Linked DNA regions of Homo sapiens: region 1 is linked to region 2. The links are chromatin contacts, found by Hi-C or POLR2A ChIA-PET in ENCODE. All regions are on one chromosome and are shown on one strand. The core of a region is the stretch at or near the end of the contact, and the rest is flanking DNA. Distances in the headings are between cores, read along the strand shown.

The links. Hi-C counts contacts between places; a loop is a spot of excess contacts on that map. ChIA-PET counts read pairs that join two places held with the same protein, here RNA polymerase II (POLR2A). Pooled maps may share reads with other maps.
Region 1: a map of naive thymus-derived CD4-positive, alpha-beta T cell shows a loop between it and region 2 (6-fold over the local background). The contact joins the enhancer-like site here to the promoter of NTMT1 in region 2. A Hi-C loop is called at or near these places in 2 of 168 maps with a recorded cell type or tissue (both naive thymus-derived CD4-positive, alpha-beta T cell) and 3 of 50 pooled maps. POLR2A ChIA-PET finds 5 or more read pairs at or near these places in 4 of 52 experiments (AG04449, H1, HEK293 and 1 more).

The regions. Positions count from the first base shown.
Region 1 is chr9:129,865,447-129,868,146 of GRCh38, forward strand. USP20 (ubiquitin specific peptidase 20) reads left to right here. Exons shown (of 26, transcript NM_001110303.4): 11 at 2,559-2,700. Among named protein-coding and RNA genes, the nearest start is that of MIR6855, 2.8 kb to the right of the region's middle. Within about 2 kb of position 1,430, at least 3 of the 41 ENCODE cell types and tissues checked have a DNase peak (open chromatin) inside an H3K27ac peak, as active enhancers do.
Region 2 is chr9:129,624,804-129,627,503 of GRCh38, forward strand. NTMT1 (N-terminal Xaa-Pro-Lys N-methyltransferase 1) reads left to right here and starts at 1,360. Exons shown (of 4, transcript NM_014064.4): 1 at 1,360-1,492. RefSeq lists an enhancer at 1,333-1,871 and a silencer at 1,485-1,724.

The DNA.
Region 1 (2,700 bases), core at 180-2,679, 240 kb after region 2:
AAAACCAGAGTGGAAAATCGCAATGGCAGCTGAGCACTGGTTGGCAGGTCTCACGGACCAGGCTCTCACTCCTAAGCCCTTCACACGTGTGAGGACAGTGGAGCCTCCCAGCAACCTGCTGACATTTAACCCCACTTCACAGATGGACAGACTGAGGTTCAGGGGCCGAGCCACTTGCACAGGCCACACAGCTAGTAAATGGTGGAGGGGAATTCTTTTTTTTGTGGGGGAGGGTGGGTACAGGGTCTCACTCTGTCACCCAGGCTGGAGTGCAGTGGTGCAGTCATGGCTTACTGCACCCTCGACCTCCCGGGCTCAAGCAGTCGTCCCACCTCAGGCTCCGAAAGTGCTGTGATTATAGGCATGAGCCACTGCACCCGGCGGAGGGGAGATTTGAACCCAGGCAACCTTGCTGCAGGGCCTCCGCGTTGCACCCAAAATGACACAGGGTTTCATTTCCCCAAACCACAGGCAAAATTTCACTTTTATTAAAGTAAAAAGTTTGATTAAAAATTTTTTTTAAATCTAGAGAACCCTTTTGAAACCAATCACATTTTTCTATTTTATAAAATAATGAGACCAAGACAGAGTGCAGCCACGCGTACACCTCAGCCCCGGGCTGATGGCTCCTGCCCTCCAGCCTCCTGCCCCAGATGGCCCACAGCCTGGGCTTTCATGCCAGGCCTGCAGGCAGAGCTGGACCTGGCTGGGTCACCTCTTGTGCTGCCTGAAATGAGCACCATGGACGGAGTGGCAGTCATGTGGGGACAACTTCCGCCCTCTACCCCCTGCCTGCTGTCCCGTCCCAGGATGAAGTCTGCTGGGCCTTTGGCTCCTGCTTGAGAAGCTCAGCACTGCCTGGACACCTCTCTTTTTGGGGAGTGATAACATGCACAATGACTAAAATTCACTGAGCACCATTTAAGTGGTCACAACTTAGTCCTCATAGAAGTCTCACAAAGTGGGCACTGTTGTCACCCACACGTTACAGGTAAAGAGCTGAGGCTCAGAGAGGTTCTACCCCTCACCCAGGTCACACAGCACATCCTGGCAGAGATGGCATTCAGGCCTACCTGAGCCCATCCCTCAGCACAGCACCACCCTGACTGTGTGCAAGGCGCCCTGCCGGCTTTCAGCTCTGGGTCAGGATGCCGTTACGGAGGGCCATGCGCTGCGGCAGGACTCCATCTGGGCTCCGGCAGAAGCATCCCTTTCTGTGGTTTTAGGATATCGTGTGGGGACACTTCTGAGGCTGAACTGTAGACGCAGCTGCGGGCGCCTCTTAAGGGCCAAAAGACTCTTTTGTGCTTCTGCATGGATTGAGATTTTGGCAAGGAACACATAGTACTTTTGTTGAAAGGAAGAACCAGAAAGAGAAGTAGATGGCAGATTGAAAGCCTCTTCTTGAAAGGGCCTTTGATCGTGCCTGCCACAGGACACGTGTCCCCTCCCTGATGCAATGTAACCTCGTGGTTCATTCCTCTGATCTTGGAGCCTGACACTTTGCCTTGGGGAGTCCCTCCTGAGCCCTCCCTTCCCTGCACATGAGTGGAGAGAGCCGGGATCCTCTTCCCAGATGTGTGACATGAGGCTGGCTCTGGCTGCTACGTGACCCCTGCCTCCTGGGGATCAGAGCCTGGGCTGAGGGCTGCTTCTAACAACCAGGTCAGGGACTGCTGGGGCTGATTTGGGCTCGGAACCCAAGTCCTTCTCCAATGCCCAGCACCACCCGAGCACCCGCTAGCTGCTGGGGTCTGCTGCCACCACCACGTTCTGACCTCCCAGTGCACCCCCTGTGTGAGCACACAGATCTCAGTGGGGCTCACTGGGCGCCTCTGCCCGAGCCCCTGCTGCCTTGGCTTCCTGCTGTGCTGGTGGCCCAGTCACAGAGTGGTCAGGATAAAATGGTCATTGCTGGGATTTGAGACCCAGGCAGCCTGCAGGGGCAGCTTAGACTGAGTCATGACCAGGTCTGTGGGAAGGTGAGAGCAGGCAGTGAGGGTATGTGGGGGCTGGCACAGGGACTGAGGGAGCAGGGGGAGCCAGAGGAAGGGTAGAGCATGCAGGCAGTCTGGCCTGTGGGTAGCGTGGCTTGGGGCAGGACTCGGGTGAGTCCTCTTTTGGCATCACACTCCCTCATCCTTCCGCCACCCCCCTGCCCACCTCCACTGGTCTCATCTGTAGGGAGAAAGGTGGCTCGGGCTTAATGTGGTACTGCCTCTCTGTCCCTCCCGTGCTGAGCTTGCAGCAGAGGCAGGAGATTCAGAGCCGGAGCCGGGGAGTTGCATGGACCCAGGTGCATACCTGGCTCTGACACTTTCTAGCTGTGTGTCCTGGTAGGTGTCCTTTAGCCTCTCCAGTCCTCACTGTTATCCTCAGAAGAATGGGGTTAGGACAGACTGCCATGGGAGGCCGCTGTGGGGGTGAGCAACTCTTCTGCAGGGGGCGCCCATGAGGTCCTCCTAGATGGAGGCTGGCGCTCTCATCAGCCACAGGGCGCTGGAGACTGGTTCCTCCTGCCTCCAGGGGAGCCCTGTTGATGCAGCCCCTGGTTCTAGGACACCCAAGAGTTCCTTCGCTGCCTGATGGACCAGCTGCACGAGGAGCTCAAGGAGCCGGTGGTGGCCACGGTGGCGCTGACGGAGGCTCGGGACTCAGATTCGAGTGACACGGATGAGAAACGGGAGGGTGACCGGAGCC
Region 2 (2,700 bases), core at 110-2,609:
TTTTAGTAGAGACGGGGTTTTGCCATGTTGGCCAGGCTGGTCTCAAATTCCTGACCTCAGGTGATCCGCCTGCCTTGGCCTCCCAAAATGCTGGGATTAGAGTCGTGCACCACCGTGCCCTGCCAACACAAGGATATTATTAATAGTATAGGAAAAATGAACTTAAGATGGATATTGTCATTATAACAGCTTCCATTTCCTGAGAACCCACTGCAGGTGCTGAGCTGAAGGTCTGACGTGCAATGTCCCACAAGTTTAACCCTCTCAGAGCATCAGAAGTTGAGTAATTATTACGTTGCTCAACTTCCTCTTCTGACAGGAGACTGAAGCTCGGAAATGTTAACAGGCTCTACCCACCTGCAAGCTCCCGTTTCCATCACCGCTGCCTCGGAGATAGCTCCAGAATTTCTTTGCATGGGAGGAGCCTAGGGAAGGGCCACGCTTTTGGAATGGAAACGTCATGGGCTTGTTTTGCTCATTTCAGTGGGAATCCCATGGCACTGCCGAGAGTATTTCTTTTTATTTTATTTATTTTGGGGGGTCGGTATTATTTTAAGATGCTAATGGAGATGGGTGGATTTGAGGACCAATGGCTTTTTTTTCCCTTTTTACTCAAAGCCCGCACAACACACTCGTTTTTAGAAGTCCAGCCTGCAGCCTCCAAACGAACTGTTGTACGTGCTGGGGACGGGGAGAGGGCGACGCTGCGGCTCTTTTCCGTTCGGGAGGTCCTTCTAGATTCCCAAAAGTCAATTTAGTCAAGTTTTGAGCTGTAACCTGTGTTGGGCGCGGTGGCTCACGCATGTAATCCCAGCAGTCTGGAAGGCCGAGGTGGAAGCCTCGCTTGAGGCCAGGAGTTCAAGATCAGCCTGAGCAACAGGGTGAGACCCCGTCTCTAATTTTTTTTTTTTAAAGAAGTCAAATTAGGCCAGGTGCGGTGGCTCACGCCTATAATCCCAACACTTCGGAAGGCAGAGGCGGGCGGATCACTTGAAGTCAGGAGTTCGAGACCAGCCTGGCCAACATGGTGAAAACCCGTCTCTACTAAAAATACAAAAATTAGCTGGGTGTGGTAGCTCACGCCTGTAGTCCCAGGTACTCTGGAGGCTGACGCAGGAGAATCGCTGGAACCTGGGAGGCAGAGGTTGCGGTGAGCCGAGATCGCGCCACTGCACTCCAGCCTGCTTGACAGAGCAAGATTCTATCTCAAAAAAAAAAAAAAAAAAATTTAAATTATTTTTCAAAAGAAGTTAAGTTAAATCCGGAGCCCGCGCGGGGGAGGGGCGAGCTGAGCGAGGGGGTGGAGCCAGCCATGGGCCCGCCCCTAAACGCCCGGAAGTGACGTTGGCGGACAAAGGCAGCGCGCGCCGCGAGCTGTCGCGTCTGGTCGTGGTCTGGCGGAGCTGCGGTTGGCTTGTGGCGTCTCCGCCGCCGCCGCCCTCCCTTCCTCTTCCCCATCTTCTTCTCTCGGTCCCGGGAGCCCCCGCCCGGAGTGAGTAGCGCGAGGCGGTGCGAAGGGTAGGCAGCCGCTGGGAGAGGGGAGGCTGCGACCCCTAACTGTTTCGGCGCCCTGAGGTCCCGGGTCCCCGGCTCGTCACGTGACCCGGCGCGTGCGCGCGGGCCGGCACAGGCCTCACGTGCGCGTCCCCAAGAGGTCTACGGGCCGGACCTGGGCAGGGACTACGGAGCAGTCCATGGGTCGGGGTACAGGAGGAAAGTCAAGGCACTCAAAGCCCAGGCAGGGCACTCCCCCACCCCGGTCCCCAGACCGCAGCAAATCCCTTTCTCTGAGCCTGTTTCCCTTCCGAGAAACAGGGATATGGAGAGCGCCCACTTGGAGGATGGATGGGAGGAATCGGTAAAATCGGTAAAATGCCCAGTTCAGAGCCTGGCACAGTTAAGTGCCCGCTGCACAGAAGTTGCTGTCGTATTTAACCTTGGGTGCCACCCGAGCGCCAGCCCGACACAGGTGCAGCTCAAAAAAGACAGCCCGAGAGCCCTTGCGGCCAAGGTCAGCCTGTCTGCAGGGAGGCTGCCATATCGAAAAGCCCAGACTTTGCTGCGCACCAACTGTGTGATCTCTCCCTCTGGACTTTGGTTTCTCCTCTGTACTATAAGTGATTGCCACAACTGGTGTCAGAGGCCCTGACAGCGGGGAGGGACAGTGTAACCGGTGGTTGTGGTGTGTAGAATGATTGCCCAGTGAGATGGGATGAGCCTCTGGGAGGAACCAGGGCTGGTATAAGGAGCCTGGATTCCCTCCTTAATTCTGTTCTCGGCTTCCTGTTTGTATGTTTAAAGACACGTCACTTCCTTTAGTGTGCTGGTTTTTCTCTATGTAAACTGAGGACTGTGCGGGGGTTGGAAGGATGCATGGAGCGTTTTGGTGGAGGCCGGAAGCCCTAGGATCACAAGGATGGCATCTAAAAAATCTCGGTGGGGGTTCTGTGCTTATAGGCAGAGGAAGCTCACTCCCCACTCTGGCTGATTTGCAGAGCTGTTTGAGTCTGCTGGCTTGGCCGCCCAGCATACCAGTAACAGTCCCCTAGGTGTGTCCAATACAGCTTCTGTGGCATTCTAAGGCAGTTTTCCCATTTGATCCTCATAGTGGGCAGAGTTGACAAGAATCTCATTTGACAGAGATTTCTAAGCTCAAGAGAGAATATGTGCCCGGCACTGTGCAAAGCACTTTAAGCTTTT